Linked DNA regions of Homo sapiens: region 2 is linked to region 1. Evidence: chromatin contacts called from ENCODE Hi-C data. All regions are on one chromosome and are shown on one strand. Each heading gives the region's core, a stretch centred on a gene start or an enhancer-like site at or near the end of the contact. The rest is flanking DNA. Distances are from core to core; before and after follow the strand shown. Region 1 holds the start of PITPNB (phosphatidylinositol transfer protein beta). Region 2 holds the start of EMID1 (EMI domain containing 1).

Region 1 (4,801 bases), core at 1-2,500:
ATTTTTTTGGAGGCAGCCCTAACTCCACAGATGTATTCCACTATCAGATACACCAGATGTTTATACAAAAATGTTTTCGTGATATTTTAATCGTCTTAATAGCCTTTCAACAGGTTCTCATGGTTCTTAGAAGACAAATTCTTTACTATGGCCTAGTAATCCAGTTGGTCCCAGCTCATTTCCCACCCTCACTTAGGATGTTCTGGCCACATCTGCCCTCTAGCTGATCCTTGAACACCCTAGGCTTACTCCATCCTCGGGTCATATTTCCCTCCAACTGGAATGCCCCTCTCACATCCTAACAGGCTAGGCTCAAACACCGCCTCCTAAGACAGCCCTTGTCTTGAGTCCTCTGCTTCTCCCAGTACTCCACTGTATTCATAGCATAGCACTTCCCCACCACCCCAAATTCTCCCTGCTTTCTTTCCAAGTGAGTTGTCTCCTCTAGACTGTGAGCTTCTTGAGAACAGGGACTGTGTCTGCTTCTAGATGCATCCCCACTGCCTAGAACCGTGTCTGACACAGAGCAAGCCAGCGACCTCCGGGCTGCGGCTTTGAGGCCCACGGCGCTTTCGGTGTAACTGCGCGAACCAACTCCTGAACAGCCCGCTTTCCTGGGTCTCGAGGCCAAGGGCCTCTTTTCTCCCAGAGGGCCTCCGTCGGGAGTGCTGGCCGCTCATCCTGCCGAGTCACAGGTGAGGTTTAGGATTCTCCGCCGCGGTGGACCTCCACGAGACCGCGAAGCAGGTGAACGTCCTCCCGCGGAACCTGAGCTGCCAAGGGCTGGGGAGGGGAACAGAAGCTGGCGTCGGCTGCCTCCAGAACCTGTCAGGAGTCTTTTATGTGGACTATGGAGGTGAGGTGTCGGTCAAGGAGGTGGGCCCTGACTCGGAGCAGTGAGAGAGAGCAGAAAACCAGTCACCGCAAAACGGCTTCCAAAGAACCAACTGGAAAACTCACCGGAAAGCGTAGGCTGCCCAGACGCCCCGAGGGACCAAAGCTGAAGGGAGGAGCCCTCGTAAGCAGACAAGAGTGCGCGCGTCGAGCTTGCGCAGCCGCAGTAGAAGCCGCACGCTCTTCGGCAGGCTGCGCAACCGCAGTGGAGGCCTCGTGTGCCCGGGGTGGGGCACGAAACTGGGCGGAGCTAGGCCCCCTCGCGCGCTGACGCGACTGGTCGCGGCGGAAGGGTGTAAGCACGCAGGCGCGATGGTGGCTCGGGGGGGCAGGGAGGCGGGGCCGCGCAGGCGCTGTGAGAGGCGGTAGCGGCGGCGGCGGCGGTGGTATCGGCGGCAGCTGTGAGGGGGTTCCGGGAAGATGGTGCTGATCAAGGAATTGTGAGTGGGTCTGTGGGCGCGAGCGAGGCCGTGGGACGGCAGTGATGGGAGATTTGTTGATGGAGAAGTGGTAGGATATTCCTAAATCGGAGTCAGCCCTGTGTCAGCCCCTCCCTGCGGGCGCCCCCTCCCTCCCCCGGCCCCTTCGAAGCCCCTCAGCGAGTGCGCCCCTCGGCCCTCCAGGCATTGCCGTGGTAACACGCCCTCTCCCTTCCCCGGGGCGAAGGCGGCTGGGTCCCGGCCCGAGCGCATGGCTCGGGAAGGCGCGGCCGGGAGTTTCCGCTGGGACCCGCCTTCTCCCCAACCCCCCACCCCCAGGCTGGGTCTGGGCCCACCCCCAGGCCCGCCGGTGGGAAGGAGCCGCAGTCCGAGGGTGGGAGAGACACGTTGGTTCTGACTGTGATTTGTCGTCCGGGGTGGAGTCCCCTGGTAACCAGCGGGAGATGGGCTTGCCGGTTGAAGGCAGCCCTCGTGTCAGGACTCGCGGTGGGACGCTGGCGCCTTGAAGTTCGTGGTGGAGCCGGGATTCCGGAAAGCCTCCGCTCTCCTGGGCAGCTCCGCTGACTTGACGGGAGAGCCTTTTCTCTTTTTGGTTTCCGCATGTTTTAAGATGAGGTGACATCCCGGGCCCCACCTACTTTCTTAGAAGTTAACACGTGCTCTGTCAAATGGAGGGATTTCGAGGTGCATCCGACTGGCCAAGTGATTTTGTTGAAAAGTCACGGCTTTTCCTACTGGCAAGGACTGTAAACATTACGGAAATCTGCTTGCCTCTGAATGTTCGTCTGTCACAGCTGGTTCGTGTCGTCAGCATCCTTTGGGCAGCTAGGGAGGTCGAGTATGGCCCATTCGTTGGTTTTCAAATTCTTCATTTTAAATTCTTAGAAATATTTTTGGCTTAATTTAGCTTTTTTCAGACACCTTATTTTTAGTGTTCTTAAACCTCCTTTAAAAAGTCACTGATGCACTTCTCTGAGACTTAATACCTCCCAAAGACTCCCTGTCTCACCCAGAATAAAAGTCAAAGCCTCTGCAACAGCTACAAGGCTTTACACTTTTTTTTCCTGCCCTGATCTCATTTACTACCTTTTCCTTGCCCATTCCATCTTCGCAAGCTTCCTTGCTGTTCCTCTGCTACTCTAGAATAAGTTCAGTTCAAGACCTTTCCACCTGCTTTTGTTCCCTTTGCTTGAAGTGTTCTTCCCTTGGCACACTAACTCACCTTCTTCCAGGTCTTTGCTCAGACGTCACCTTCTCAGGGAATCCCTTTCTGAAGACCTAATTGTAGTTCCCACTATTTGGGGTGGTATTTGTCTTCCCTGCTTTATCGGTCTCCATAGTACTTATCACCATCCAACATGCCAATACAATTTATTATTATTATTTTTCTCCTACTAGTTGTGTTCTCTTTTTACATGTAAGGGCCATGAGTTTGTTTTGCTCACTCTCATATCCCCAGTTTTTAGAATAGTCCCTCGCATGTAATAGGTGCTCAGTAAATATTTGTTAATGAATTGATGAAAAATGATAACTTTGGTCAGTGACAGGGATTTTGAGAAGAGACATTTTGCCTTTTTTTGGTAGAGTGAAAATTCTCAATTAAAGCTTATTTATAGTACTGAATATTGGGTTTATATAAAACTTTTCTTCCAAGTCGTTTATACAGTGTATCAAACAAGTGTTCATTACTCTGACTTCTAGATGATGTGGGTAGATGGGTGGCAGACACTAAAACAAATGGAGAAAATAAGAAGGAAATTGACTTGGACCAAGTTACACAGCAAGTGAGTTGCAGAACTGATTTTAAATAGATCCAGTCATTTTTCTTTCATTGGAGTATTTCCTCCCTCCAAAAGTGTTACAGACACACAGTATTCAGTAGATCCCTTTGACAGTATGTGAGTAGTATGAAGCTAACTCTTGGAAAGCAGTTCCTATTGGGAATTTGCGCACTGTGCTTTTTGCAAACATTTGCTTTCATTATGAAGATTTAAATGTACCCAGATAATGAATGTTGACACGTGCCCAAAGTCTAATTATTTTTCCCAAAGAGTTATAAATTAAGTTTCTTGATGTTAACTCTTCATGTGTATCTCCCCTAGATTTTTTTTCCTCCTAGACTTTTTGAAGGTAGAAGCTGTTTCTTAAGTAATGTCGGTATCTAGCACAGCATCTAGGCCTAACATGCTCTAAAGAATTCAGTGTTGTTCAATGAAAAATTGATACTTCTTACTCTCAAGTCAACTTTCTAAAATTCTTGTTGGTTAGGAGCAATGAATAGCTTATTCCTATGTGAAGATATTGGTAACTAAAATACTTTGGCAAATGTTTGTTGTCTTATAAAATTCTTTTTTATTTTTATGTTTTTTTTTTGAGGCGGAGTCTCTGTTGCCCAGGCTGGAGTGCAGTGGCATGATCTCTGCTCACTGCAACCTCCGCCTCCCAGGTTCAAGCGATTTTCCTGCCTCAGCCTCCCAAGTAGCTGGGACTACAGGCGCACGCCACCATGACCGGCTAAATTTTTTGTATTTTTAGTAGAGACAGGGTTTCACCCTGCTGGCCAGGCTGGTCTGGAACTCATGACCTCAGGTGATCCGCCCACTAAGTGCTGGGATTACAGGTGTGAGTCACCGCACCTGGCCCTCTATTTATTTTTTTATAAGAATTAAAATGTTAGAAATGACTTTCGAGGTGGGCTGTTTCCCTTCAAGTTATTATTTAAGCAGTAGATGAAGTTACCATTAATGTAAAGTCCTGGTTTTAAAGAACTAGTTACTGATTCCATTTGGAAATTATTTTTATGAGGATTTTCAGACATTTGAACATTTTCAACTGGCACTGAAAGTTGAATACTGCTTTTAGAATAACAACAGAAAATCAAAGCCTGTATGTTCCTTTTCCCTTTTACTTGTTAAGCAAATCTTGAAGAAGTTACTTGACTCATTGTTCTGAATGTCTTAATCAGTCACTTTAATTTTTTGAAAGAATTTCCTTGAAAGTGTTCTTAAATAAAAATAGGGATCTTCCTGTTAGTGAGTGTAAAATTACTCAGCAGTGATTCTTTGGTTTTGTGAAACTTAAGGGAAGACTAACTCTTCTTTCTCTATCCCTTCCTTCCATTCCCTCTGCAGTCCATCATCTTGGTTCAGGCCTTTGTGACAGTTCTTGCCTAGCCTCCCAAAAGATAGCTTTCCCCACTTCTCCTGCTTGTCAGTGTTTTCAACCACCTGCAGATGACTTCTTCAGGTCAGCAGTAGTTGTCACTTACCTCTTGGACCAACCTTTTGGGATTCCTTATTGCCTGATGAATTTAATGGATTTCTTACCATAGTATTCCAGGTCCTGATAATCTGCTCCCAACCTATAGCTTTCTAGTCTTCCTCTCCCTCATTTTATGCTCTGGGACAGTGAGCAAGTTAGTGTATACTGAGAAGAGAAATGATTCGGAATTTTTAGGTATAGAAGGA
Region 2 (4,801 bases), core at 734-3,233, 1.3 Mb before region 1:
CCCCAAGCCGACAACCTCTTTCCCTCTTCCAGCAAGGCTGCTGGAGAGAAAAAGCCACTGGATTTGGAAATCGACTGGTCTGGACTGAGGTGCCACTTGTCCTCTGTAGGCCTCAGCCTCCGTATCTGTACAATGGGTGCAATAGTGTTGCCCACAGGGTTTTTGGGATGCTCAGGCTACTGTGATAGGCTTCTGTCAACACATGGAGTGACAGTCCCCAGTGACCACCAGATACCTGGTTATAGCCATCATCCTGTTCCCACCCAGGAGACCCTGGGAGGTGAGGAGCCCAGGCTGGGAAGCCCTGCCTTGAACTGGCTGCAGGGCGGTCTGGGCCTTAAGCTGTCGCCACCATCATCCTGAGCCTAACAGTGGGATTTCTGAGTTCATAGTCTCTGTCCTCTTAGCATCTGGGATCCTGGCGGCTCACTTCCATGCTCTGGGCAGGTCATGTTCCCTCTCTGAGCCTCATCTTCCTCCTCTATGAAACAGAATCATAAAGAGCATACCTCCAAGCAGCTGGGAGGATTCTGGAGCTGATGAATGCAGGTAACGGAGCCGACTCAGGCTAACTGTTGTCTGCACACAATAGGTGGTGGCTGTAACATCTGCCACACGTCCACCCCTGTCTCAGACAACTGCTCTTCTGGCCTCTGATGCTTCAACCACCTCCGTCCTCCAGCCCTGCCCATGTCAACTGCTCTTGCTAGCCCAGCAGGGGCATGCTGGCCCCTGACCACTGGGAAAGGAGAATTTCTGAAAAGAATTAAAGAATTGAGGCCGTAGGGGGTGGGGGCCGCGCAGGCCTTTGAATGGGATGAAAAGGCCTGGAGAGGCCTGGCTACTCCACATTGTCTGCCTTGGACAACGGCGGCTGGCCTTTAGGAGGGGACCCTCGCTGGGGCTGCAGCCAGGACAGAGGCCAGGACAGGTTCAAACACTGTCATCAAGGATAGAAGGGCAGATTTGCAACCTAGCTCTTCAGTGAATAGCCCATGAGGCTAAAAGATGATGCCAATTCCCTAGGGTCTCAGTTTGCTTAACCGTTGAATGGGGACAGTTTTCCCTACCTCATTCGGTCCTTCAAGGATTGATGAGGACACTATATATAATAATGGGCCCCACCATGTCAGGTTCTGGGAGCTCCTCCGTAAAGGCCAGCAGGGAGGAGGTTCCCCGCCGCTAGGAGAGCAGAAGGAAGACTGTGCTCCCTCTTTTCTCTGTCCAAAATGCCAGGTCCCTGGGGTATCTCCGACACTGACCCACTGGGCTGTGAGACTCCACCCCAGTCCCTCCTCCGAGGGAGATAAATAGCCTGGGTACAAAACAAACAAACAAAAAACAAAACAAAGCAAAAAAACAGGAACAGGGAAAAGGGGAGAGAGGGTCCGAGAAGAGTCGGCTAGGGGGTGTCATAGGCCTTTCCCAAGTGCAGGGGGAGGGGCCCTAGGGACAGGGGAACAGAAGGGCCAGGGCTTCGCCCTCGTTGCGCCCCTTCCCCCTCCTCTCGAGCTCCTGGGTTGAAAGGGAGGGAGTAGGGGAGGCAGCCAGCTCCGACACATGGAGTAGGGGACCCCGCACTCGCGGGAGCCTCAGCCGGACCGCGGGATGGCCGTGTCCCTGCCCTCACCCGGGCTGGGGACTGGATCGCCCTCCAATCCCAGCCCTTCCTGGAGGTGGGGGCGTGTGCGCGCCGGGACCCTCGGCCAGCGGGGTGCAAAGGCGCCGGGAGCTCTTACCTGCGTCCGGAGAACGGAGCTGCCCCGATGCTCCACGCAGCGCCGCCTCCCGGGAGCAGGAGCCCGAGGCAGAGCAGCGCCCAAGCCCGCGGGCCGCCCATGCTGCACCAGGCGCCCTCCGCGCGCGGCCCCTCGCGGTCGCCGCCCCCAGCCTGTCCTCCCCGCCTGCCTGCCCGCGCCGCCAGCCGCCCCGGACGCGCGGAGCCCGGTTTCCAGCTCCGCGGCCGGAGGGCGGGCAGGAGGCGGGCGGGCGGGGGCGGGGGCGCGCGCTCCCGGCCTCGCCCGGCCCCTCTGCGCTGCCCCCCGCCCCCTGCGCCGCCGCTGCCAACCCGGAAGGAGCCCGGAGGGGCCCGGGCGGCCAGGGCGCCCCCGCCAGGAGGCCCGCCAGGTGTCCACCTGAGCCCCACGCCCTGCGCCGCGGGGCCCTTTTGGGGGCGGGGTGCCAGCTCCGAGGTGTCCTCCCACGGGCTGTAGACTGGGAAACTGAGGCCCGGGCCACGGTCCCAGACGCAGCCGGGACCCGAACCCACCTCACCTGAGCGAATGATATCCGGGACTCATCCTTTTTCGACACCTTTGCGGGATCCAGCCCTCCAAGGAAAGCTTCCTGAGCAGTGCGCGCCACGTGTATTGGGCACCTCACCGCGGCCACTTCACATCCTATCTCAGGTGACTCTTCAAGCCACTCTGCTCGAACTGGGCACAATATCCCCATTTTACAGAAGAGAAAACTGAGGCCCAGGCACTCGCAGTCTCCCTAGGAGGAGATCTGGGCTGACCCCATAAGTGCAGAGTCTGTTCTTATTCTCATTTTACAGGTGGAGAAACTAAGCCACAGAAAGGAGCTGTCATTTACCTAAAGCACCGTGGCAGGGGTTTGGCAGAGCCAGGATTTGTACCCAGATCGCCTGACTTCGGAGAGTAACAGCTCTTAACCACAGCACTTCGGTCTATGCCTTGATTTCACCATATGTAACAAGGTAAGAATTGGTGTTGGGTGGTTTCATCTGGGGTACATGGATGGGCTTCTGGAGGAATGGCTCTACATCCCACAAAGGTATATGTAAGCGTAGTGTGTGTGTGCAGGGGTGCATGTGTGTGTCGTATGTGTGTATGATGGATGTGTGTGCATGCTTGATGTGGATTTATGTGCATGTGTGTTATGTGTGTGTCTGTGATAGGAGTGTGTGTTTATAGGGAGAGACCAGAGCTCTCATCAGAGGGGACCCAGACCCCCAATCTCCCAGGGCAGTCTCTAACCCCGCCTTCTGCCTGGATCGATGGGCAGTAGTTAGGCCTGGGCTGGGGAAGCCCTTGCCCAGCTTGGCTACTTCCTGTTATGGCTTGTCCAGACCCACGGTCCCTTCTAGAAACACTCCCCAGAAAGGATCTGCCAGTCACTGGATTGCCCCTCCTGGACTCACCAGGGGCAGGCAGCATAGGCCACCATAGGCAGGCAGGCAGGCAGGACGGGGGATCCATCACCAGTGTGTCCACATAGAGAAAGCTGTTGCCCTGTCCCAAGGGACAGGTAGTGAGAGCTGGGTTCAAACCCTGCCTCTGCTACTTCTGCTCCAGTTAGCTCAGGCAAGTCTTGCCCCTCTCGCAGCCTCAGTGTTTCTTTTGCAGGGAGGACAGTTGTACATTCGTTACAGGAGTGTGGGAAGGATTGAGATATCATGGTAATGGCCTGTCACCCACTCTCCCCTACTTCACATAGTCCCCCAAGGGCTCCCTCTCCCTCCAGCGACATCACCATGGTGCCAATGTTGCCCCCTTGGGGAGCTGTTGCCCTCCTTTTCACGTGAAATTTTGGCACATCTCCTGTGCCATCTCTCTGACCTCCAAGAAATGCAGCTTTGTACCTCTCTGGTTAGCCCTTGTTTTTGACACAGCTAGATCAGTGACTTAACACCCTGGATAATTCGTCACTCCTGAGGAGCCATGCCCCCAAGAGGATGCCAGGCCTGTCTGAAACCCCAATCAAGCGGCCCAGATAAAAACCCATCACCCCAGGGGTGCTTTGAGCTGTTTAGGAAGCTCAAACATGCAGCTGTTTAGGAAGGAGAAGCACTGGATAATGCCTTGGAGGGACTGAGAGGTGTCTAGGGTGTCAGATGGGTGCCACAGAATGAGGAGGCACTACTAGGTCTGTTTGCAACATGTCTGAGATGCTCCTGCGATTAATGGCATCCACATTTCTTAACCAATGCCATCAAACTTGTGGCAGACTCAGGCCGCTGCAGAATTTCCCCAGCAAGAGACTCTCCTGGTAAAAGCTGTTATCAACATTTTCACATCAGAGAGGGGCCTGTCCTTACTGAGGCTGGGATTCCCGGGTCCAGGGTATTTATTTATCACTGTAGACCCGGATAAATAAATATAGATTTATTTATCACTATTTATCACCTTGTGGCTGTGTGGCCTGATGGATACACCCCACAAGCCATGTGACCCATAGGCCAGGGTGTCAATTCCAGAGCAACCTCTGGGAGCTGTGTGACCCAAGACAAGTCACTTCCCCTCTCTGAGCTTCATTTCTTTGCCTGAAAAAACAAGCCATGGGATCTTCTTTTTTTTTTTTTTTTTTTTTTTTTGAGACAGGGTCTCACACTGTCACCCAGGCTGGAGTGCAGTGGTGCCATTTCCGCTCACTGCAGCCTCAACCTCCTGGGCTCAAGCGATTCTCCTGCCTCAGCCTCCTGATTAGCTAGGACTACAGGTGTATGACAGCACATCTGGCTCATTTTTAATATTTTTTGTAGACACAGGGTCTTGCTCTGTTGCTCAGGCTGGTCTCGAACTCCTGGCTTCAAGCAACCCTCCCACATAGGACTTTTAAGGTCCCTCTGGCTCAAGAGTCTGAGCTTCTGGGAAAGTGTGAAAACGTCAGGTCTCCCCTTCAGTGGCCCTGGGGCACAGCTGAAGCCCCCGTTTAAGGGCTCACTTTCCTGTTGGATGACAGCCGGCTTTCTGGTCCTCTTTCCTAGTTGAGTGGAAAGGCAGGAAATGCCGTGGGGGCCTGGGGTTTTGATTATTTGAGGTTTCAATGTTTGCTGAAA

Evidence for each region. A loop is a pair of places that touch in the nucleus more often than their neighbours do. Pooled maps may share reads with other maps.
Region 2: a loop to region 1 is called in a map with no recorded cell type, with 8 times the contacts of the local background. The contact joins the promoter of EMID1 here to the promoter of PITPNB in region 1. A Hi-C loop is called at or near these places in 6 of 37 single-sample maps with no recorded cell type and 4 of 50 pooled maps.

The regions. Positions count from the first base shown.
Region 1 is chr22:27,915,705-27,920,505 of GRCh38, reverse strand. It overlaps PITPNB (phosphatidylinositol transfer protein beta), which reads left to right and starts at 1,250. Exons shown (of 12, transcript NM_012399.5): 1 at 1,250-1,334. The coding sequence starts at 1,315. It overlaps TTC28-AS1 (TTC28 antisense RNA 1), which reads right to left and starts at 1,130. Exons shown (of 5, transcript NR_026963.1): 1 at 961-1,130. RefSeq lists enhancers at 730-909, 80-1,064, 1,065-2,050 and silencers at 1,220-1,289, 1,480-1,799.
Region 2 is chr22:29,203,078-29,207,878 of GRCh38, reverse strand. It overlaps EMID1 (EMI domain containing 1), which reads right to left and starts at 1,983. Exons shown (of 15, transcript NM_133455.4): 1 at 1,740-1,983. The coding sequence starts at 1,840. LOC101929638 (a long non-coding RNA gene) reads left to right here and starts at 2,047. Exons shown (of 5, transcript XR_938134.3): 1 at 2,047-2,408; 2 at 2,558-2,719. RefSeq lists silencers at 1,549-1,608, 1,629-1,788, 1,799-1,888.